2 separate regions of the Homo sapiens genome follow, and region 1 is linked to region 2. The links are chromatin loops, found by intact Hi-C in ENCODE. Cell type or tissue: dorsolateral prefrontal cortex. All regions are shown on one strand. Each heading gives the region's core, and the rest is flanking DNA. Links, peaks and the distances in the headings are about the cores only. Region 1 overlaps IL16 (interleukin 16). Region 2 overlaps ARNT2 (aryl hydrocarbon receptor nuclear translocator 2).

What was found. Hi-C counts contacts between places; a loop is a spot of excess contacts. Peaks named below come from ENCODE experiments on the same cell type or tissue, not always from the same donor. Only the 100,000 strongest peaks of a DNase experiment are listed, where the experiment ranks them.
Region 1: it touches region 2 in a loop (7-fold over the local background); 6 of 110 quality-filtered maps call a loop at or near these places.

The regions. Positions count from the first base shown.
Region 1 is chr15:81,249,687-81,265,511 of GRCh38, reverse strand. IL16 (interleukin 16) reads right to left here. Exons shown (of 19, transcript NM_172217.5): 3 at 5,632-5,740. Among named protein-coding and RNA genes, the nearest start is that of IL16, 61 kb to the right of the region's middle. RefSeq lists an enhancer at 144-213. In dorsolateral prefrontal cortex, for the core only: a CTCF peak has its summit at 8,332 (motif pointing right); no DNase peak of the experiment used is centred there.
Region 2 is chr15:80,563,748-80,573,772 of GRCh38, reverse strand. All of the region lies in intron 12 of ARNT2 (aryl hydrocarbon receptor nuclear translocator 2), which reads right to left. Among named protein-coding and RNA genes, the nearest start is that of ARNT2-AS3, 5.8 kb to the right of the region's middle. In dorsolateral prefrontal cortex, for the core only: CTCF peaks have their summits at 5,719 and 5,918 (motif pointing left); a DNase peak (open chromatin) is centred at 5,862; H3K27ac peaks cover 3,407 bases.

The sequences.
Region 1 (15,825 bases), core at 4,345-12,344, 690 kb before region 2:
GGTGGCCGCGGAAGACATGAGCAGCATTGTCATGATCTCCACGCATGCTGTCTGTACTGCAGGGTGCAGATGGGACTCTCACTTCCATTTTACCTCCATTCAATGCAACAAGAGTTGACAGGCATTTCCTGCAAGTCAATCAGTGTGCTGAGCTCTCAGAAACCACAATGCTGCATCAGATCCAGGCCCCGGTGTTTTCAATCCCAACCAAGGAGAGAAAGGAGGAAAACACAAAGGTTTCCGAGGACAAGCACAAACAGGCGAGACCCAGTAGGAACAGGGGCAGGGGAGATCCTATCTGACTGGCTCTTACACAGGCACTCACACACAGGGATACACACACACGGAGACAACTCTTGATTCTTTGGATATCTGCAAAAATGCAAAGCGACAGGCTTCCTCTACTTTGTGGAAACCACAGACTTCCTTTCATCCAACCGGGAACTCTACCCTACCTCCCTACCCTACCACATCCAGCTGGGAAAACCTTCACAGATGATCTGATTTAACCTGTCATTGTCTACAACAGTGCTTCCCAAATGAAATATAATGCCAGCCACCTATGTAATTAAAAAATTTTCTAGTAGCCACATTTAAAAAGTGAAAAGAAACAGGAGAGATTAATTTTAATAATATATTTTATTTGGTCTGTTATATCTATTGTTCTTTCAACATATAAATAATATGTAAAATTATTAGTGAGATATTTTACATCCTTTTCTTCTTGCACTTAGTCTTTGAATCCAGTGGGTCTTTGATACTTTCTGCACATTCTGTTTGAATAAGTCACATTTCAAGTGCTCAAGACTACATGTGGCTAATGTGTTGGGCAGTTCCGTTCTAGAGGCCAGGAGAGGGGCAGGGTTTGCCTAGTATCCTGAGGGCCAAGTGAGGCTCGAGTGAATGGACAGGCTTTTGTGAAAAATTCCCCTAGAGGAAAAGGTAAGATTGGTGGTAGTTCAAAGGAAACACAGGATGGAGCAGGGTTGGGTTTGCTTTTATTTTCAGGATGGGAAAGACTTAAGCTTATTTATAGGCTGAAGAGAGGAAGCCACTGGCCAGGGTAGCTTGAGAAGAAAAGAGGAGTGGTATCTCTGAGGGTGTGAGATCCCTAAAAGGGGATGAGGAAAGGAACAAAGACAAGGTGAAGAAGGGAGAGGTTTTGGTCCATCGGGGCCCAGAGAGTGGCTGGGGAAACCTGCCCCTGCAAGAACAGCTGCTCCCAGCAGCTGCTTCAGCGCAAGTAGGTGGCCCTCTCTGAGTTACAGGGACCAACTGCTCCCAGATGGACCAGGAGGGAGAGGAAGCCAGAAGATTCAGAAAACCACACGCTGCAAAGAGAGGACACAGAATCAAGAAAGGGGGGTGAGAGGAGAGGCTAGACATCCTCTAGTGCTAACTCTGCCTGTGCATTATATTTATCCGGAGTGTTTAATAGAAAGGTAGATTTCAGTGCTCCACCCAACCTATTGATCCATATCTGCACGTTTCGGGTCTGGGGAAACCTGTATGTTTGTCAGCCTGTGCAGATGATGCAGGTGGCTCGTCATTTGTCCTTTGGGAACCCTGCTGGAGTTACTCCTTCCTCTATCAGTGAGGAAATGGAAGCCCAGAGGGTTCCGGATCAGTGAAGAAACAGTCTGAGGCATGACCTCAGCCTCCAGAATCCCAGTCTCCCTGCATTCTCTCCATCCACAGCAGTGCAAGGGTGACCTGTGACTTGAAGGTGGCCAGTGGTGCATGCTTTGGGTTCAGAGGGAATGAGGATGAACAAACAGGCTGCCAACTTGGAATGGTTCACAGAGCAGATCAACCTGACCTCAGAGCCACAGGAGAGCCCAGTGCAACTGCTCAGGCCACACCCAGCTCCACTTGTGTGGGGGTTCCAGTTCCCACTAGACATTCAGATCTGTGGGGACGCAGACCAGAGTCAGGACAGAGTGGGTTCTCCAAAACTCTCCCTGGTCTGGGGTCGATTTCTGTGCCCACTTCGGCCCACTGTTTCAGAACATTGCTTGTTGACGCACTCCAGCCAACTAGGAAATGTACCAAAATTATCATCTCCATTGGGGGAAGTTTAAACCAGTTAAGTGTAGAGTATTAAGTGAGTTAACTGAAAGCTGGTTATTACAACCCAATGCAAAAAAAAAAAAAACAAAAAAAAATAGTTTTTGAAAGGGGAGCTATATATTGTCATGATTATATACAAAAAAGCTATATTAGAGCTACATATTGTCATGAGTTTATAAAGTTATGTTGAATTACAAAATGGAAAAATCCATGGAAAAGGGATGAATAACACCAAGCTAACTTCTTCATCTTTCATGAGGGGGACAATTTGGAAAATGTTATGTCAGATATTAATTAATTGATTAAACTTAATTGGGTAATTAATTAAAACTTAAGGAAATCAGAAGTAGAGACAATAATTAAATAAACCTTTCACAATCATTATAGCAAGAGGCCAAGAACAAACAAATGGCAAGGAATCATCAAAATAAAAAGCATAAAAAGAGCTAAGTAAAAATAAATATGATCTATAACACTGATTTCAACTATCTGAGCTTCTTTTCTTTTTTTAAAATGGAGTTTCACTCTTGTTGCCCAGGCTAGAGTGCAGTGGCACAATCTCGGCTCACCACAACCTCTGCCTCCCAGGTTTAAGTGATTCTCCTGCCTCAGCCTCCTGAGTAGCTGGGATTACAGGCGTGTGCCACCACTCCCGGCTAATTTTGTATTTTTAGTAGAGACAGGGTTTCTCTATGTTGGTCAGGCTGGTCTCGAACTCCTGACCTCAGGTGATCCACCCACCTCGGCCTCCCAAAGTGCTGGGATTACAGGCGTGAGCCACTGCGCCCGGCCTTAAGCTTCTCTTCTTAAAAAAATTGCCAAATTTGCTTTCAGGGACCTAACTGCATATCGTTTGCATGAGATTAACAAAACAAACAAAAAACGCAAAATAAAAGGAACTGATTGTAAATAAGTGATGCTAGAATAATTCTCTATTCATTTAGAAAAAAAAAATCTACCTAGATTCTTACATCATATCAAACACCAAAAATAAACTACAGATAATACAGTAAATTTGAGGGAAAAAAGATAAATCATTTACAAATTAGAAGTATATATAGTCACAGACTTAATAGTTATCTGAATGTGGAAGTAACTTTCACATTAAAAAAGAAAAGATCAGTAAACTTGATTACATAAAGATTAAAACACCTTAATGTTAAAAAATTAAAATAAAAGCAACGAACTGGAGAAAGTATTTTCAACAAGTATGACGTCAAATATTAATTTAACCAAGAGGCTTTTTATAAATTAATGATAAAAAGATGATTATTTCAGTAAAGAATAGGCAAACTCACCAAAAACAAAATAAATAAATGAAGGAATGTTTAACTTCACCTGTATGAATGTTTAACTTCACCTCTTTTCGGGGGGGCAGGACAGGCTCTCACTCTGTTGCCCAGACCAGAGTGCAGTGGCACAATCATGGCTTACTGCAGCCTCAACCTCCCAGGCTCAAGGGATCCTCCTACCAGCTGGGACCTCAGGTACGAGCCATCATGCCTAGTGGGTTTTCTTTTTTTAAAAAAATTTTTTGTAGAGACATGGTTTCACTATATTGTCCAGGCTGATCTCAAACTCCTGGGTTCAAGCGATCCTCCTGCCTCAGCCTCCCAAAGGGCTAGAATGACAGGCAGAAGCTGTGGCAGCCAGCCTAGGTACTTTTTTTTTCCATCTATTTTTATCAGTGTATCAATCAGGGTTTGGGAAGAAACAAAAGGCACACTCAGTTGGGATTCTGAGAATTGGGTAAAGGAGCCATACACAGAGGGGTGGGCCGGGTTAGAAAAATAACGAGGCCTATTGAGGTACCAGACACTGTTACCACCCCAGGCTTGAAGGAGTAAGGTGGGGAAATGGTGTTACCAGAGCCCAGTGGGCACTGGAACCGACAGGCCACCCTAACACAATTTACTGTCATAGAGGGGCACAGCCACCACCAGCACTGCAGCACCAAGGTGGGGGAGCAGAGGAAGAAACACCCTGGTGGCTCTCTTCCCCCTGCCAGTCCTCCATTGATGCCTGTCATTGACTGAACTCAATCAGAAGCCAGAGAGCCAGGGAGCCCTGGGGATGCCAGGGAGCCAGGGAGCTCTGCGGGGTTCAGCTCCCAGGGGGCAAGAGGGCCTGGCTTCAGGGGCACGTGGCCTGCACAGTCACCTGGGGCCCTGTGATTGAAGAATCCCAACCTGGTTCAAAGATTTTCTTCTACCTTTTTGAAATTATTCATATATTTTTTGAACAGCAATCGTGCCTTTTCATTTTACAGTGAGTCCTACCAATTGTATAGCTGGTCTTGGCTGCAAAACAAAACAGTAAAAAAGCAAAGAATGGGTGAGGGAGAAAGGGAAAGGAGAAAAACCTGTAAATCTGTAAATTGCTGTAAAGCAAATATTTATCAAAAATCATAATCCCATGTGAGCTATGATTGAAGAAATAGGTATTCATATATATTATTGAAAGAATATTAGCTACTGAAATTTGGCAATACAGATAAAAAGCCTTAAACTACATCTACCGTTTAACCCCAAATTCCATTTCTAGAAAATTATGCTAGAATAAGTAAAAATTGATGATAAAAAAGCAAGTAACTTTTTAAAAATATTTTTATTTCCAATAATAGGAAATCACTAAGGATGGTGCATCATACAGCAGAATCATGTGAGACTCAGAGGGGACTTGCCCAAGATCACATAGGTCACTAGTTCTGGAAGCGGGACCCAGATCCAAGTGCCTTAGCTCCCAAATGTGAGCTCTTAACCAGGCCACTGCCTTCTGTATTTTCTTTGAAAGATCATCACAAACTCAGACAAAATCTCATGTACCTATTCAGCAACTTGATTAGACTAGTGAAAACCTGAGAATGACTTAAATACCTAATAACAGGGATTTGGTTAAGTAGATTTTATAAATATCTAATAATAGGGAGTTGGTTAACTAGATTTCATAAATTCATATAATAAAATACCATGGATCCACTAAAAAATGGTGTTTTCAAGAGTTTCTGATGACCTGAAATAGTTATATATAAATAAATGCGTGTGTGAAGTTTTTTATAGCATATGTAGGCATAGAAGGGAAATAACTGAATATGTTAACATAGATGATCTCTAATATTATGATTTGGTGTGATTTTAATTTCTTCAGGTTTTTCTGTATTATTGCATTCTTCACATTTTCTTGACTTTGTACTAGCCATCTTCTATTTTCAGCTAATAAAAATCATGAGCTCTTCCAACCTCAACTTCCATCATATTGCAGCTAAGAGACAGAAGCCTTCCCAAGACCAAGGAGCATGTTAGGAGACACAGCAGGAGTAAAGCCCGGTCTCTTCTTCCCCACACCCAGGTCTTTCCAGCATGGCACTTGGAGCCATGAGGAGAGCTGGCTAGACAACACAGAACTCTGGCTAGCCAGAGCATGCACACACTATGAAGCTGAGCAGACTCCAATGCTAGTTTACTCCAACTGGACCAGAAGAGAGCCGCTATCCTCCCAATAGTCCTGCTATCCAGGAACAGCTGAGCTCTGTTCCTGAAGACATGTTGGGAAGACACTTACTGGTTGAGTTGCTGCGTGCCCTTTGGTGGCAGGCTTTAGGAAACAGGAAGTTACTACTTTGTGCTTCTAGTTTTCCAGGCTTTTCTCGAGAGGAAGCTGTGGAAGATTCCTGCAAAACAATTGCCGTCTTTTTATTCAGCAAGTTAGAATAGAAAACTTGTGCTTAGCAAAATTGGATTTTGACACTGACCATAGAAGTACTCAGATTATCTGTCTCCCCTACTGAAATGATAAGTACTATAAGAGCAGGGATTTAGAATCACCATCATCCTTTCACTCATAGACATACATTCATTTGTTTAATTACAAATATTGAATGAATAGATTACATTAATAGTAAACTAATGCGACACAAATTGAATGAATCCTTCAGCTATTAGATGTCAAGTTCTTTGTTAGACATTGTGCACATAGCTGTGACCAAGACAGACAAGGATGTTGATCTTGGAGAAAATGCATTTTAGTGAAAGATGACTGACAATAAACAAGCAAAATAAAGGTGAAAGATAATTACAGAGAATGATAAGTGCTCTGAAGAAAAGAACTAGAGAGCAATGTGGATAGGGAGCCTGGAAGGTATGTTTTAGAGAGAAAGATCGAGCAAGTTACATTGTTCTGGCATACCTGGCACATAACAGGCACTTGCAACTATTTGCGGAATGAATGTTATATAAATGGATTTCTTAATATTGAACTATCCATGCATTATTAAGGGTATTATGATTTTACTATATTGCTTATTACTATATGCAAATATTTAATTTAGGGCTTTTAAAAATCAATATTGTTAAACTTGCTTATGGTTCTCTTATCCTTTTTCTACCTTGCTGTATCAATCAAATATATATATGTTAATTTATTATATATCTCTCCTCATCCTGGAATTTTAGGGATGGGTGTAGGGATATGGGCTGATAATGAGGATGACGGTATTAATTATTTTATCTTTCTGAAAGTTTTCTGATTGTTATTCTATTTTATAACTTTGTTATCCACAATGATCTTGACTTAATTCTTGAGTTATATTGGTTTTATTACTCACTACCATAATCCTTGTGTGTGTGTGCACATGTTGTGTGTGCGTATATGCACAAATATATATATATAGAGAGAGAGAGAGAGAGCGAGTGACAGAGAGAGAGAGAGAGAGCGCGTGCGCGAGTGACAGAGAGAGAGCAGGTCAGGACAGGGTGGTGCTCTGTTGTCTGGCTGGAGTACAGTGGTGTGATCTCGGCTCACTGCAGCCTTGACCTCCTGGGCTCCAGAGATCCTCCCACTCAGCCTCCTGAGTAGCTGGTACTACAGATGCATGCCAGCATGCCCAGCTAGTTTATGTATTTTTTGTAGAGACGGAGTTTCATCATGTTGCCCAGGCTGATCTCAAACTCCTGGGCTCAAGTGATCCTCCCACCTCAGCCTCCCAAAGTGTAAGGATTACAGGCGTGAGTCATCGTGACTAGACAATCAAATTTTCTTTGCTCTCTTTTTATACTAATAATTTAGAAAATATTTTATAGTATTGAGTATGTAAGCAGTATATTAAACAACATACTTGGACTCATTTCCATACCAGGGTCAGTAATGAAACAGAAAACATGACTCTCCCTCATCTAAGATGAGATTTTGAGACAACTTTTACTTTCTTCCCTCTCCTCATCCTGAGATTTTAGGGATGGGTATAGGGATAGAGACTGATAATGAGGATGATGGTATTAATTACTTTATTTCTCTTCCTGAAGCTGTTTTCTGGTTATTCTATTTTGTAACTTTGTTAGCCACAATGATCTTCACTTAACTCTTGAGTTATATTGGTTTTATTACTCTACCATAATTCTTGTATGTGTGTGCACATGCTCTGTGTGTGTGTACATCTGTGTGTGTGTCTGTGTGTGTGTTTTCTTTCAGGAAAGCTCTCTGAATATCTGCATGTCTAGGGATGTCTTTCTGTGGCTGTCACATGTGAATGATTGGCTGAGTATAGAATCTTTGGATATTGGTTACTCAACTTGGAAACTAGATGGCTTAAATGCTTTCTGGGACTTAGTGTTTCAGGGTATAGTTTGTTGGAGACACTGACACTCTATTATAACTCTATCCTAACTGACTTAACTGCATTTCTTAGAAGCCAGGCTTAGCAATGCCTGGTTAATTTCATGTGCCAAGGGTTTGCAGAACCCAGCACCTGGTGCATTTTCCAGAGCAGAGGGAGGATCTATGCTTGCCTCTCGCTGTGTGCCAAATAACCCACCCTCAGCTCCAGCCCCTGCCACTGTGAGCTAGTAGGTATTGAGGGGCTCTGCTGGAATCCCTCATTCCCTTGGCTTTTCCCTCTTATGTGGTCAATGGCAGGCTAATGAGCCCTTCCCTCAATCCAATCTCACCTGCACTTTGTCGTGCAGAAAGTTCTCATGAGTTCCAGAATGTGTTGGCCCCTTTCCATGGTTTCCTGTTTCTGACATGCATTTCTCCCTATTTGTATATTCCTTTTGAATTTTGATAGAAATTTCTAACAGGTGGAGGAGTTAATCAAGTGTACTCTGTCGCCAACTGGAGCCAGAAGTCCACTCAGTCTTTTTGAAAAAGATTGTTTCCAGTTCTGACACAAGGGGATCCTGCAAGAAACCACATGTCAATTCCCTTTTATTTCTTAAACAAGTCAATGTTTAAAACTAGAGAACTCATCCTGAAGGACTCCTTTTCAGCAGCAGATGGTGCTATATTAACTTGGACAAAATTACCTTCTATAACCAGGCTAACCAGGGAATTCTTTTAAAGGGGAGAAAGCAGTGACTATAGAGAAGGTAGTTGAGTTCAGTTGAATTCTTGAGACTCTGTATTGCCAGAACTTAGCATAATGAGTCGTTCTCTGAATTCAATGCTTCATAAAACACAATATGCAAAAGATATTTCTTAGTTACAGTAGATTGAGAAGGTAATGTCCTGATTCTAATTTCAAGACCTCCCTCTGGCACTGAGAAGTGAAAACTTCTTTATGTAATCCAGTAAGACTATGAAAGTAAAAAATAAAATGTGATTTTATTAATTTTTTCGGGTCCATTGAGCATAAGGAAGCCTAGTAAAACAGCCAGTTGGTCTACTTATCCATGAGGAGCAAGCCCTATGTGCAAAGGATCTTTGAAATTTGTATTTTATCTCAAATATCTAGCTGCATGAGCGTAAATAAGTAAATGATGTGTACACAATACATCGAATACTAAGCACCTTTAAAAATGTAGAGTCTGGGTGCGGTGGCTCACACCTGTAATCCCTGCACTTTGGGAGGCCAAATTGGGGGGTTCACTGGAGTTCAGGAGTTCAAGGAGTTCAAGACCACCCTGGCCAACATGGCAAAACCCTGTCTCTACTAAAAATACAAAAAAACTAGCCGGCATGTTGGCATGCACCTGTGGTCCCAGCTACTTGGGAGGCTGAGGCAGGAGAATCACATAAACCTGGGAGGCAGAGGTTGCAGTGAACCAAGATCCTGCCACTGTACTTCAGCCTGGGTGACAGAGCGAGACTCTGTCTCAAAAAAAAAAAAAAAAAAAGTTTGTAAAGAGTTGTGACATAGGTATACCTGTGTTATCATAGTAAGTTAAAAAAAGATATTATCTAATGATGATGACTGACTACAATCATGTAAAATATACATAGAAAAAGGGCAAAAAGGCTGGAAATAAGTATACCAAAACAGTAACACTCATTCATTCAACAAATGTTTATTAAGCACTTACTCTGTACCAGGCACTGTTCCAAGTACTGAGGATGTGACAGCAGACATGAAACACAAGGTCTTGCTCTCATGAATTAGCAAGAGTGGGTTTGGGTGATGGGATTATGAATACTATTTTTTCACATGTTTCTGTATTTTCTATATTTTCCATAGAGAGAATATACTACTTTTAGAATCAAACCAAAAATAAATGATTACTTTTACATTTATTTCAATTGTCACATTGGTAGACTTAAAGCCTGCTTATTTTTAAACATCTTTCTTTTAATCCTCTTTGTAAGTCCTGAGTCCAAGGCACAGTTGGAAATTGCCTGGCCTGTAAAGCCAATTGATGGCAGGAGAATCATAGGAAGTGGAGCCTCTCCCTGCCCCGCCCACCCAGATTAGCTGTAAATACTTAATGCCGTGTTAGAGGGAAAGCTTTCTCTGGGGGTTTCAATGTTGGCTGTAGAAGGCCTTATCCAAAAGACACTGAACCGACTGGGTCCCCACTTGGCCCCTCAGTTCTCCACATTTCAGTGGCTCAGTCTCTTCTTTCCATGGCACCTGGGAACAGCAATCTCAGTTTCCACATGCAGGGAGGTGTAGCCTCTTGTGCATGCGCAAGGCTATGCAGATGAGTCCTTCTCCTTCCTTCACAAGTCTGTATCCTCCAACCAAAGCCATCTCAGACACAGATGACAGAAGGTTGTTCCCTTCCCACTGCCATGCAGCCAGTCTCTGAAGTAGCTGGAGGCTCCAGTAAGGTGTATCTCACTAGGCTATAATCAAGTTCTTTGACAGTTTTGTGAAATTGATGTGCTTCACTTCAACATGGCCGTGGTGTGAAGTGGCTCATTAGATGGCTACTATAGGAGAGAATAGAAATGTTCTATCTCGACCCAAGTTGAGGTCTAAGTAGCAATTTCCTATGAAACACATATAAAGCCATATGACTCCTAAAGGTTCCTGAAACAGAGGCAGTGCACACATTTTTGGACCTTCTGTTTTCTCGACACCAACAAGGGTCTAGTACTCATCTATACTCTGGGACTATTTCAAGTTATTGTTCAAGCTAAACAGTTTCTTCATCAGAAATGAGTCGTAGGGAAAGGGTCATGAGACCAGCAGCACTAACTCTCTCATGACTCTGAGCTTGTCAATTATCTGGGCTCAGTTTCCTCTTTAGTAAAGCTAAGGGGTGAACTAAACAATCTCTAAAATCACTTTCAGCTCTTTACTTTTAATAGTAACTGATGGTTATGTTTAAAGGGCACCTCTCTCAAATGATCACATGTCAGAACATCTTACATAAGAACAAAGCATCTGGTCTCTCTCTGGCAAGTATGTCCTGGGTGGAGAGGTTTCTCATCAAAGGATTCTCTGTAGGAGCCCCACGAACGTCTGCACAGTGTGACTCCCTCCCAGCACACAGAACAGAACTCTTCTGTTTCTGCTCTCAAGGTGGGGCTGCTGTCAGAGCTGAGGATTTGTCATCGAGGTCAGGGGCTGTCAAAATCATTTCTAAACACATTTTCCCTATTCTCATCAGAGACTGTGGCCCTGGGCAGAGGTTCTGTGGGTGATACACCCCGTAATTACCTGGGTAGCAGTCTCTCCATCTGCCAGTCCCCATGGCAACTGAGCGAGAAATGGGGTCAACTGTCCAGAGAACTCTTTAAATATTTTTTCCAAAGTTAGGATTGGTCATGTGACTGCTAGGGCTAAACAGTCAACTCCAAGAAATGGGGAAAAAAACAAAAACAAACAAGATTCTCATGCAACCAAGGAATGGACCCAGAATGAAGATGGAGAATTCTGGGGCATTGTGTCCTGCAAACAAGGTGATTCCAAAGCCTAAACTTCTCCCCAAAGATCATGACAATTCCATTGCTCTGTTAGGAGTGTTTATTTTTTATGTAGCCAGCCCTGGCTGACATCACTGGCATTACTGACAGAAGCCTGATGCTTCTGGAGTTGGCTGACTGCATTCCCCTTCCATCCAAACCTTACCATTTTCTCTTTGAACTCAGATGCCATAGCTGCTCCAGTCTAAGAGAACCACAAAATAGAATTCAACTGTCCTCCTGATTGAGGCTTATTTCCTGTGGTTGAATTGATCATACGGCTACAGGCTTTGATCCTCCAGTCATGAGGATAAACAAGTAGGCCCCAGCAGATTGGTTCTGGGATGGCCACATGTCATGTGGGATGATGAGGCCACAGATCTCCTGATATGGAGGGGAAGGTTGGGAACCAGAAATCTAAAACTTCTCAAGTTCTTACTCTCCGACCCCTGCATGACTGCAGTTCCCATGTCCTTATAATCTTACCTTCTCAACCTTCCCCAGCACACCCATTCCCACTGCCAATGGCATAGCTCAGGATATTTGTTTTAGATTGGACTATTATTAATACAATGCCCTAGGGGGTATAGAAAAACTATTTTAAAAATATATTTTACAAATAGTGCTGGGACAACCAGATATTCACATGCAAAAGAGTGAAGCTGGACTCCTCTATCACACCATACACAAAAAGGACCTCAAAATAGATCATAGATCTATATGTGAGAGCTAATACTATAAAAGTCTTAAAGAAAATATAGGAGTAAATCTTGGGTTGGGTTAGGGAGAGGCTTCTTCAATACGATACAAAAAGCACAAATGACAAAAGATAAATGAGCTTCATCAAAATTTAAAACTTTTGTGCCTCAAAGGACACCATCAAGAAAGTGAAAAAACAACCTACAGAAATGGAGAAAATATTTGCAAATCATATATCTGATAAGGGACTTGTGTATCTAGAGTATACAAAGGATGCTTACCACTCAAAAATAAAAAGACAAATAACCTAATTTTTATAAATAGGCAAAAAATGTGAATAGACATTTTTTCAAATGATATACAAGAGACTAGAAGCACATAAAAAGATATTCAACATCATTAGCCATCAAGGAAATGCAAATCAAAACCACAATGAGATACCACTCGCATGCACTAGGATGGCTATAATCACAACCACTTTATACCTGCTAGTGTAAGGAGGATATGAGAAATTGGAATGCTCTTACATTGATGATGGAAATGTAAAATGGAGCAGGGGGTTTGGAAAACAGTGTCAGTTTTTCAAAAAGTTAAGTATAGAGTTACCATATGATGCAGCAGTTCCATTCCTAGGTATATACCCAAGGGAAATGAAAACATAAAACCACACAAAAACTTGTACAAAAAAGTTCAAAGCAGCATTATTCATGATATCCAGAACATAGAAACAACCTGTGTCCATTACCTGATAAATGGATGAATAAAATGGAATATATCCATATAATAGAAGATTGCCAATTAAAATGAATGAACTGATACATGCTACAACATGGATGAGTCTTGAAAACATTAAATGAAACGAAAGAAGCCAGTCACGAGAGACCACATATTGTATAATTCTATTTATATTATGTCCAGAATAAGCAAATCTATAGATAGAAAGTGGATTAGTGGGTAATTAGGGATCGGGCAGGAATGAGGGGTATAAGGAGTAACAGCTAATGGGCAGGAGGTTTCTTTTTCGGGGGACAAAAATGTTCTAAAACTAGACAGTGGTGTGGTTGTACAACTCTGTAAATATACTAAAAACCATTTAACATTACACTTTAAATGGTTTAATTGTGTGGTATGTGAGTTAATATCTTAATAAAACCATTAAAAAATAGAATATTCACTCATCTATTCCTAATTTCCCTGCCTTTAATCTTTTCTCCCTTAAATTCCTCTGCACCTTGTTGCCAGCATAATTTTATAAAAATGCAAATGCTACCCATGAAACTTTCTGATTAAAACTAATGGCTCTGTCTTTCACGAATTCAAGTCCAAATCCAAACCCCTTGGTATGTCATTCAACATCCCTTCTCCTCTGACACTACCCAGATAGCCCCAAATCTCCATTGCACTTTGTTAGTCCACTTCCTACCAGTGAATCCTGGTATTTCCTGCTGTTTGTATAGTTACCCATCCATTCTCTCCTTCATCCTTCTGGAATCAATTTAGAATTGATTTACAGAACCTTTGTAGTGATGTCCCCAGACAAATAGCTGTCTCCTGAGAAAACCATGGACTTCTCCACCAATCAGACCCTAGGAAGGATTAAAATATCCATAGTTGTTTACAGTTGTTTTCAAACCTGATAGGACCAGTTTTTCATTGCTCTTCATCTTGACTCATCTTACGTGTTTTTCCAAACACATTACAGCATTATGTTACTAAGAAATTATTTCTGTTAATAATTTGGGAGAAGTTCCTCTTGAAAAAAAACTGTAGGTAATATTAAAATAATTGGCTATTTTTTTCCAGAAACAGTGTCTATATTTTTATTTACTTAATAGAAATGACTCTCAGTAGAGTTTCCATTATGCTAGTTCCAGTGGGATTTTTGAAAGGAGTAAGCAAAGTAATATATGCAATGACTATCAAGAGCCCTAAGAATCTAGTTAGTCTACAAGCAGTGCCAAGCTATTTTCCAAATATTCCTCAGTTCTGTCGCTTTCTTTTTATATTCTAGAAATTTATTATAGAAACTAACTGGACAAGGTGCACAAAGATGTCTATACAAAGATGTTCATCATCACATTGTTTGTAATAGAAAACATGGAGGGGGACATTCAATGATAGGAGAATAACTAAAGGTGTCATGACAGGAGACTTCTATGTCTGGTAGTACAGTGGATCCTTCTGCTAAATAAAAGGAAAAGAGCCAAGGTTGGAGGATTGCTTGAGGCCAGGAGTTCAAGACCAGTCTGGGCAACAAAGTGAGATCCATCTCTACAAAGTTTTTAAAAATTTTGCCAGTGTGGTGGTACGAACCTGTAGTACCAGCTACTTGGGAGGCTGAAGTGGGAGGATCACTTGAGCCCAAGAGGTTGAGATTGCAGTGAGGTATGATCACACCACTGCATCCCAGCCCAGTCAACAGAGAGAGACCCTGTCTCTAGAAACACAAAAACAAAAACAAGTAGAAAGGTTGCATGGGATGTAAATGTATCAACAAAATAGCAAATGGGTAAGGAATACCTGGAGGCCAAAAAGTAAATAAAAGCTGTACCATAGTTTTTCTGAGAAACAAGCAGAGCCCAGAAGCTGGAGGTTGCTCTGAGATAATTTGATGAACTGGTTGAACTTGAACTTTGTCTTTCATAGCCTTATGGGATATTGGGAAGAGAAGAGAAATACCAGTCCCTTCCTAGGAAAGAGAGTTTAACAGGATACTTCTCTTGGATAAAAAGGGAGCCCCAAAGGATTATATCTTCATTTTAAGTTTGAATTGGAAATAAATTAATCCCCTCCCTCAGGAAATGCATAAAAACAATTAATCTGGAAATGACCCTGAATGGAAGGAGGAAAATCTTCCCCCCAGAGGAATAATCATTACCAGATGGCCTTTTCAAGAGTTGGCAACCCTAATTAATACATATGGACATCTTTTTAAAGCCTCTAGATAAGAATTTAGTTTAAAATGATTCCAGGCTGGTGGTGCCCCAATACCTGGCAGAAACAAATTTGAATCTTCTCTGCAGGAACCAGCTTTGACTTCAGTCACAAAACTCCCCACAAGATGACAAAACATATGAGCTGTCACAGAAAAAAAAATCAAAGCAAAATAAAACATAAGATAAAACACACATTGAAACAAGGTCCTAGGTCAAGTGTGGTGGCTCCCACCTGTAATCGCAGCACTTTGAGAGGCTGAGGTGGGCAGATCACTTGAGGCCAAGAGCTTGAGACAACCTGACCAACACGGTGAAGCCCCATCTCTATTTAAAATAAAAAAGAAATAAAATTAGCCAGGAGTGGTGGCTCATGCCTGTAATCCCAGCTACTCGTGAGGCTGAGGCATGAGAATCACTTGAACTCAGGAGGCAGAGGTTGCAGTGAGCCGAGATCACGTCACTGCACTCCAACCTGGGCGACACAGCAAGACTTTGTCTCAAAACAAAAAACAAGATTCTAAGAGAGAGAACTACAAGGAGCAACACACCATAATCAGACCTGCGAAGACTTCCAATTATGGAGTGAGCAGACACAGAATACAATACATATTTAATATTTTTAAAACAAAAAAGAAGTGACTGAGAAATTTGAGAAGAGAGAAAATAAGGCTTCCCAGCCAACTTGAAAAAGAAGCACAAAATTTAAAAAAATTATTCATATTAAAAATTAAATAGATGGATGAAAAGTGTATTAGACAGTGTTAAAGAGAGGATGAAAGAATTGGAATATATATCTAACAAAATACTCAGATGGCAACATAAAGAAAACATAAAAGAGAGGTAAAGAAACATGTAAGATAGAGTGACAAAGCCTAACATCTAATCAGTGTTCCACAAGAAGGGAATAGGAATAATAAGGTAGAATTATACTTCACGTAATTATTAAAAATCTTTCAGTCCTGAAGAAATGCATCAATTCATGAAACCCAACAAATCCCAA
Region 2 (10,025 bases), core at 1,522-9,521:
CATCCAATCCTCACACTATGCTTTCACAGTGGTTATTCTACCCTCATATTAAAATTAAGAAACTGAAGTTCAAAGAGGTTAAGTGGTTGCCAAGGTCAGCCAACTGGCAAATGGCTATGACAGAACAGAGCCAGGGTCTGACCTGATACTTCTGACTCCAAGGGGCTTTGCTGCCTGCTCCATTTGGGGAAGAAAAAGACTTGCTGGAGGAAATGGCGGCTTTACTGGATTGTTTTCAAGGGAAAGTGAACTCTATAGCTCAGAGCCTAAAAATGGGGCAAATGACAGGATCCTCTTCAATTGTAAATATCATTAAGAAGGACAGGCAAAAAATTATTAGTGGTACTATGCAATTCAAATTACTAACAGACATTACTCCCAGCCCAGCAATCAATTTAAAGCATATGAACAGACAATTCAAGCAAAATAAATAAATAAATAAAAGGACAAATATACATGTACTGTATGTACCTATAATAACGTATATATAATAGATACAATAAACAAGTCAGGGAAACATTTTGCCATTAAAATAATCAAAATAAATGTAAATTAAAACACCTTTGAAGTATAATTTTTCAACTGCTAAGTTGGTAAAAATATGTTTCACATGGTGGCTTTGCATTGAAACTACCATGGTCACACGGTGTTGGGGAAGTGTGCATGGCACGACCTTTTCGGAAAACTATGGTGACCCAGATGAGGGACTGTGGACTTGCTCACACGCTCCCAGGTGGTCATCCTGCTGCTGAGCTGTAGTAAGGAAATTATTCAGTGGAAGGAAGTAAGAGCTACCCATGCAAAGTTGGCTGTAATCAGGAGTGACTTTGTAAATCCTGAATATTAATTTCCTGAGTGACTATTCCACAGCACTGACAGCAACCACTGTGAAGATCGTCTGGAAACACAGGAAGGTATGATGAAAGGTGTGGAAAAGTTCAAGTGCAGCACAATATATTATGCACGCTGCAATTATGGCCACAAACTATGTGGGTGAGCAAAATTTAACACCAAGAAAAACAATCTCTCAAGTGTCTGCATTAATTAGGAAGGTTATGGATTTCCTTTGTTTACGTCCACTGTCTATTTTGAAACAAGAAGGATCACAGTGGGTCTCCTCTGACACGTTCGTGGTCCCACTTTTTTCACCCATGGCTGTGTCCTGGACTGGGTGGTGGGGAACCCCATGGAGGAACTGCCCACAGGCCACCTCCCCTCATCTGGGTCTGGGATGCAAGGAGGGCTGGCTAGATATTCTGTGGGTAGGAAGAGAGGGGAGGGTGGGAGAGGAAGCCTTTGTTATCTAGGATGAGGAAGTGGCTGGTGGGGAGGAGCAGGTGTGGAAGGTAGACCAGCTTCCTGGGGAGGAACCACCAGGAATGCATGGCTGGAACACTGTAACAAAACTGTAAACAAACTGTAACAAAAACTGTAACAAAATTGTAACTATCAGCAAAAGCACAGGCTTGGTGAGAATCTGGAGGCCCCCATCCAGGAGAAGGTGGTGTGTGGCCACCGTGGAAGGAAGGCAGAGGTAACACCTGCACCCGCCCCTGTGCATTTGCCCTGGCCCCCTGCTAGGTGCCTGCATTCATCCTAACTCACCTTAGGCTCACAGTCACCTTGGAAATAGGTTTGTTTTTTTTTTTAATTCCCTTTCCGCATGAGGAAACTGAGGCCCAGAGATGCTAGAGGTTTGCAGAAAATAGATGGCACCCTCAAAAGGGATGATTAAAGAAGGTTTAGGGAAGGGGCTACTTAACAGGTGTGGCCATAAATGGACAGGTGTTTACATTATCTCATCCAATCCTCACACTAAGCTTTCAGAGTGGTTACTTCACCCCCATATTAAAGTTAAGAAACTGAAGTTCAAAGAGGTTAAGTGGTTGTCAAAGTTGGCCAACTGGCAAGTGGCTATCACAGAACAGAGCCAAGGACTGACCTGATACTTCTGATTTCAAGGTGCTTTGCTGTCTGCCCCATTTGGGAAAGGAAAAGCTTTCATAGTTGTTATACTAGGATGGTGAAGAGCCCCTAGGCTAGCAACAACAGGAAGCCATGACCATCCCTAGGGCCAAAGGGACAGGGGGAGTGAGCAGCTATCAGACCTGTGAGAGCCGTGGTGAGCAAGGCTGCCTAATACCTTTTACTCTTCCACTCTTGTTCCTTTGTTTCCAGCCAGTCCCTCCACTGGCCAAACTTAACCAGGACAGAGATCAAGGGATCCCATTTGGCCCTTTCCACAATGGTTAACTTCAATCTTCCTCCCAGGCAAACAGGCAAGGCAGAGGGTGCACCAACTGTGTGTGGTAGAAACACAATCACCAGGCTGGTAAGTGGTGAAGACTGAGCAAGACTAGATTTTCTCATTCCAAGTGTAGGCTGTTTGGATTACACAAAAGATGCATTGCTATTTACCAACTCTCCTCAGCTCCTAAGAAGCAAATGCACACAAGTGATCTGGTCCACAGCTCCTCTGATAACAGCAACCCCCAGTACATCATTTCTTTTGACAGGCAACTGGTCAGTCTCTGCTTGACTTTCTCTGCTAGAGAGCTCACTACGTTTTGGGGCAGCCTGATCCATTTGCAGACAGAAATACTTATAAAAAGCCTGACCCCTAAGGAGCTGAAATGTACCTCCCTATAACTTTCATCTGGGGAACAACTTCTGCCCCTGGAGAAACACAAAATAAGTTGGATTCTGTTTCTAAACTCTTTTACTCGGCATTATAAAATATGTATGATCTGAACGCCATTTCCTCCTCTGGCCATGCCGTCTGTGCTGATGGCCCTGGTGTGTGTGTGTCCCCACCATAAGGGAAGGCCTCCTTGAAGGGAACCCCAGTTGGAGGACCCTGAGAACATTCTGTTTCGAATTCAGCCCAGAAGAGTCATTCATTCAGTGAACTGTACGGAACTCTTTTGCCAGGCACCGGGGACAGACTGATTGCTCAGAACCCACAAGATCCCTGCCCTCATGGAACTGACAGTCTCCAGGGAAAGACAGGCGTGGGCAAGCAATTACAGTGTGGTGAGTTAAGATGACGCCTCAGGAAGAACAAGGTTCTATCCAAGGGTACAGTCTGCCTCCTAATGTCGGTGTGGGAGCCCAGATAAAAGGAAAAGGATAAAACCAAAAGCATGTGATCTCCCACCAGGCAGTCTCAGCCCACACTTGTTAGACCAGCAAAGTGGGAGCACTAGAAATAATTTTCCAAACAAATTGATATTTCAGAAATTGAAAAATGAATCAGTATAATCAATAGAAAAAAAAAGCATTACTTTCTCTACTCTCTTATTCTTACTTTATGGCTTTTGTTATGTTTTGCTTTGATTCACACCTTGGGGGCACCGTCACCTTCCACTTAATGTAGGACTGATGGCCAGCACTTTGTCAATATTTTCACATCTCTGCAGTATCCTCATTTTAGAGATAAAGCAACTGAGACATATGAGGAAAGTGTAGATGTAAGTGTCCAGGGTGTGAACTATGGGTCCAGAGTAACAGTTAGAATGTAAATGATGCATCCAGGGCGACATGGCTAGAATGTAATTGATGTGTAAAGGGTACATCCGGGTGACATGGCAAGAATATGGAACACATATGACTCAAACCCAAGTCTGTCTGGCTGTTGGCCTTGCGGTCTTTTTACTCTGGCCTAGGCTGCTGCCCCAGCCCAAGAGAAATACCCATGGCTATAACAAGGACAATTATTCCATGTCTCCCATTCTAGTACCTTGGGCATCTTGAGCCACAGGAAAGAGAAAAATCTGTTCCTTGGGACTTTTGTGGGGTTGAAGCAGTGAACTCCCCATGATGGCAGCAATCCATGAACCATTCTCTGGCCCAGGCCCAGAATCTCAGAGACAGGACAGGGACCACTGTGCGCAGTTGTGTAGCTGTGCCCCGGATGCCTGGCCAAGGGGCGAAGTGGGGCACAAACCTGGCCCTCTCCACTCACACACCTTGGTGCAGGTCTGTGTTTGGGGAAGGCCCATGTTTCTAATGTGGATAAAGGCTGTGATAAGGGTTCTTGGTATTAGGCCGGGGGTTTGCTTTCAGTTCTGTTCCTCTTTGGGCTCCTAGACCAGAAAAAGCTCCTTTCACTGGGAAGCAGAAAAATTAGGTCGCAGGTATGGCTGGCAAATCCCCAGGACCCTAACTGCTCTGGCTCTGTGGTCGGAACATCAGCATCTCCATCCCACAACCTTTGGGTTTCTGCTTCCATAGCTGAGCATGTGTGGAAGAGAAAGTGCTGACCTGCAGGCTGCCCCATCCTGAGAAGAGCCCTGGGGAGTTTTCTCAGACATTTCACGGCAATGGTATAAAAATAAACCTCGGTGTGCTTGCAAATTCCAGAGAAGGAGAAAGCAGGGCTGCTCAGGAGAAAACTGACTGACAGCACATGCGAGGGAAGTGGGTTCCTACCACAGCCAGTGCTGCCCTCCATTAGCTGGGCTACAACGGCTGAGGAGTAGAAAGTGAATGCATCAAGTGCGGCTTCCTGCCGGCGAGGTGCAGGAGTCCGGGCAGATGCTGTCAATTTTCCCTGATGCTCCCTGGACAGGGGTTTTTACTCAGCCTGAGTAAGTGAGCAAGAAGCCATGAAGCGGGCATTCTGAGGTAGCTGGAATCATGTCCCTGGGAGTAACTGGAAGCACACTGGGAGGCGTCTGGGGATGGAGGCTAATAATATCCACCCTGACTGAGCACCATCTGCATGCCTATTGTGAAGGACTCGAAATACTTGTTACAGGGTTTGGAATTGATTCGATCAGGGCAGGGAGCAGCACGGTCCAGTCAAGCATGTGTGTGCACGCGCGTGTGTGTGCGCGTGTGTGTGTGTTAGAGCTCACTTCCTGGGCCACGTGGACTGGCTCAGCAGGGGCCTGATGGAAGGCAGGGGAGATGGTCAGGAAGACCGATGATCACTTGTGAGACGGCAAAGGCCTCAACTGAGGCAAGGCCAAAGAGGCAGAGGAGGAGATGCGCTAGAGAGAATCGCAGGTAGAACCTGTGGGGCTCTGGTTCTGTGCCAGGTTGCCTGTTGAGGTGAATGAGAGGGAGGGATCCAGGATAGCTCCCAGATCTGGGGCTTGGTGACTGGCTGTTTCAGCCCCTTACTGCCTCTACGCTCTGCAGAGACCAGGAAAGCAGCCTTCCTTTGACTTCATTTGTACCCACCCCTATGCTCCACTGCCTGCCTAGGACCAACCAGGTGGCCACTGCTAAGCATGACGAAGGAGACGTGATGGTGAGTCAGCTCGAGAGAGACTCCGTCATGATTCTGGGCATTCTGGGGTTTTAAAAACACATGCACACACACACACATACACGAGCACGACCAACAGGTGTGGTTATGACAACGTTGGAACAATGCTGTGACAGGAAATAGGACTTGGCCTGAACAGACACAAAGAGATAACTTCAGATCACTCCCCTAAAAAGATGTCAGAAATGAAGAAAGCACAGCAGCTAGGTCGTGCCCATGTAAAAACGCTGAAATGACTCAAGCTAACAAACAGCCCCAAATGAGTCTTGGCCCCCCAGTGCCAAGGCACGTTTCAAAGTTGTGCTGTGTGACCAGCACGTTAAATCAGTCTGTGTTTTTCTGGACCTCATTCCATATTTGATGGAACAGGAAAAAAAGCAAGGATGATAAAGAGGTCTTCTTTGTAGTGGCTTTACACAAATGTTCAACATTAAACACTCAGTTTCTCCAGGAAGTTTCTTTTGGATGCTTTTGACTGAAAGCAACCGAGCTTGCAAATTGCCCACACTCCACCCTCGCCATCCCCTCCCCTCAGCACAGAGCATTTAAGGATCTTTCCATAACAAGTCTGCCTACTGCTGGCAAAGTTTCGCCTCACAAATTCAAAAAAGAGCTGGCCAGTTCACATCCCTGATTGTCACTGCCCTCTACCGTCCACAGTAGACTTTTCCAACCAACTTCACCAGTGTAGGACCTTTCAGTTCAGAGACACAGATTGAGGCTTCTGGTGTAACTGTGCCCTGAGGGGGCATCCTGATCCGTGTAACCTCACAAGCTGCAAAAGCAGTTGTCTGGAGGAACTACGTAGGCCACCCCCTGTACAAGATGGCTTTTCTGTTTTCTCAGTGCTGCCTGACTTTCAGAAAAATAAAGCAAAACCTCAGCCAGGGGGCTGGTTTTCACAGGGGGATCTTTACTTTTCTTGCAAACCCCACTGCAGTGCTACCTCCTGGGGATGCTTTCTCCGAGGCCCTGCGGGGAAGTATTTATTCTCTGCCCCCATTGCATTCTACCTGTCCCTCCCGTCTGCCCCTTCTTACGTTCTTGGAGCTCAAGAACGTTATGGGAGCTCAAGTCTTAGCCTGGAGTGGCTGGAGCAAGGGGCCATGACAGGAGGTATGAGCCTGGGACAAAGCTATGGCTTGAACAGATGCTAAGCAGATCCAGGCTGGCATTTAAAGCTATGTCTTGAACAGATGCTAAGCAGATCCAGGATGGTGTTTTCCTCCTCCTCTCCCTTTGGGGCTCTCACCGCCCTGCACCTGGCTCCTTCAGGTCAGTGAGCACATCCTGTTACCCTGTCTCAAGAGCTCCTGAAAGGCCCATGCTCAGCACCCTCCATAACCCATCTGTTGAACAAAGGAAGCACCATGGAATCCTGAGCCCTGCTTACCTTTACTCCCGTTTCTCAAGCTTCCCTATTTTCTTCAAGGCCGGGCCACACATGAGCCTGGCACAGAGGTGGTACCTCTCTGCTTCCTGAGTAAAGAAGAACCACCCTTTTCCCATGTTGGGAGAAGTGAGACAATAAAACATCCTTAATTTGGCCAAGCTAACTGAGTTTCACTAGATAAAATCAGAATAGAAAATAGTAAAATAGTATTATCTTTTTGCACACCTGGAACTATGACTTAGTACATTTGTTCCTGCTCTACTTACAACCAAGAACGTCTTGACTAGAAGGCAAAGGTAAAAAAAGAATCAGAATATCAAGTCAGCCAAGGGTGACATTAACAAAGAGGAGCTGGTTGGACAGAGTTTGGGTAGAATGACCAGTGAGAACAGGTTATTTCATATGAGTTATCCGAGGCTGCTGGGACAACAATTTCAATACCTTCAGGGCCAAAGCCAGGCTGTAAGGTGCTAACAACAGATGAATGGTGAAGAAGGAGGTTCCCACAGACACGTCTGGCAGGGCCAGGTGGGAGGGGAGCTTTGGTGGGTTGGCCAGACAGGGATTCTCCGAGATCAGGAAGTCAGGTGCCTATGTGAAAGCCCAAGAAGGAGCCAACAAGGAGGATGAGACAAGAAGGGAGGGTCACGGGAGTCCAGGGACGTGCAGGGAGATGAAGAAGGTGCAGAGTTTGGCCCTGGAAGGAGGAGGCTTTGCCTCTGCTAGATGCCAGAAATGGAGGAGAGGAGGGCATTGAGATAGATACACTCATGAACAGGAAGAGAATCACCAGGAGGGTCCTGGTGTCTCTGTTTGTTGGAAGGCAAGGTGATCTGCCCAGAGTTAGAGGAAGAAGGCAGGCAGGGCATTTAGAAGACCAAACATAATCTAGGGCTGCAGGCAAGAGCTGGCCCAAGAAACTGCCAAGTCGCTGCAAAGGGTGGCAGGGTTGCTGCTGCTGGTGCTGTTGACAATCTCAGTGATAGTTACTGCAGACCACTTTTACCGGGGCCGACTCTGCCTGCTATCACAGTAGAGTGCTTCATATGCAGTAGCTCCATGCAGAATCTGCAGAAAAATTCTATGCTTCTGGGCCAGTACGTTCTGTCATTCTCCCCATTTTACAGATGAAGCAACCGAGGCTTAGAAAGAGTAGGTGACTTGCCCAGTTGGGAGCTGGGGTTGGAATGCAGGTCATCATCTAATTAAAGAGCTTCTGCACAGAAAAAACAAACAAACACAACCACAACAAAACTATCAATAGAGTAAACAGACAATCTACAGAATAGGAGAGAATATTTGCCAACTATGCATTTGACAAAGACATGATATCCAGAATCCACAAGGAATTTAAACAAATCAATGAGAAAAAAACAAATCCCATTAAAAAGTGGGCAAAGGACATGAACAAGATACTTCTCAAAAGAAGACACAGAAACAGCCAACAAACAAATGAAAAAAATGCTCATCATCGCTAACCACCAGAGAAATGCAAATCAAAACCACAATGAGATACCATCTCACACCAGTTAGAATGGCTATTAGTAAAAAGTAAAAAAAAAAAAACAATAACAAAAACAAAAACAGATGCTGGCAAGGTTGCAGAGAAAAGAGAATGCTCACACACTGATGATGGGAATGTAAATTAGTTCAGCCACTGTGGAAAGCAGTTTGGAGATTTCTCAAGGAGCTAAAAACAGAATTACCAGTCAACCCAGCAATCCCATTACTGCATTACTGGGTATATACTCAAAGGAAAATAAATTGTTCTACCAAAAAGACACTTGGACTTGCAGGTTCATTGCAACACTATTCCTAATAGGAAAGACAAGGAACAAATCCAGGTGCCCATCAACGGTGGGCTGAATAAAGAAAACGTGGGCTGGGCATGGTGGCTCACACCTGTAATCCCAGCACTTTGGGAAGCCAAAGCAGGCAGATTGCCTGAGTCCAGGAGTTTGACACCAACCTGGGCAACATGGCAAAACCCCATCTCTGCTAAAAATACAAAAAAATCAGCCAGGCGTGGTGGTGTGTGCCTGTAGTCCCAGCTACTCGGGAGGCTGAGGTGGGAGAATCACCTGAGCTCAGGAAGTCGAGGCTGCAATGAGCCCATAGTGCCACTGCACCTCAGCCTAGGTGACGGAGTGAGATTCTGTCTCAATTTAAAAAAAAAAAAAGGAGAAGAAGAAGAAAATGTGGTACATAAATGACACAAAATATGCAGCCATTAAAAAGAACAAAACCACGTCCTTTGCAGCAACATGGATGCAGCTGGAATCCATTACCCTAAGTGAATGAATGCAGAATCAAAAAACCAAATACCGCGTGTTCTCACCTTTAAGTGGGAACTAAACATTGGGTACTCACAGACATAAAGATGGGAACAATAGACACTGGGAGGACTACTAGAGAGGGAGGGTGGGAGGGAGGGAAGGGGTGAAAAATCACCTATTGGGAGCTATGTTCACCCTTTGGGTGATGGATTCAGCTGAAGTCCAAGCCTCAGCATCATGCAATATATCCATGTAACAAACCTGCATATGTAACCCCTGAATCTAAAATTAAAAAAAAAAATCCAGGTCATTGGCCCTCTGAGGGTTCTCTCATGGGCTTGTCTGTCCAGCTCTGTGACTTCTGGCCCAGGAGCAGGGCAGAGGCTGAGGACTCAGAGGGTGGTGTTGCCTGGAAAGAAGGTTACTTTGTGGGGCCCAGATGGGAACTCCCAAATCCAAGGGGCTCAGAGACGGCAACAGAGGGCAGAGCCAGGCAAGTTCTGAGAGTGCCAGTAGGCTGTGGTGACCGCCTGGAGGCTTCAGAATCCCAGGGAGGCTACCGAGAAGGGATGTCAGCAGATGAGGAAGAAGAGGTGGTAGGGTTGGAAACAGGTCCCCCGACTGAGTGCTGAACTGGGGAAAATGATGGATGCTGGTGCCACTGACTACGATGGTGAGACATGGGGACAGTTCTCCGGATGCCAGCCTCATCTCATACCCTTGCATGCTACAGTCCTCCCGACACACTGGCCATGGCTTCCACATGCTTGCGTTTGCTTGGACATCCTTTTGTCCAAATGTCTTTGTGTTGGTTCCTTGGCCTTGTATTTCCTTGAGATTAAATGCAGAGGAGGCATGACCTGTTCAAGGTCATGCTCACTGTGCTGGAAGTTGAACCAAGTGTCTGGCCTGTAGCTTGACTTCATTTAATCTTTACAGCAACCTTATGAGGGAGGTGAAGAGAGGAAGTGACTTGTTCAAGGACGCACAGCCAGGAAGTGGTGTGAGGTCTGCTAACATGCATGGAACACAGGAGTGGTGATTCCAGCAGAGATCTTGGGATCCTCGGACCCTGGGCAGG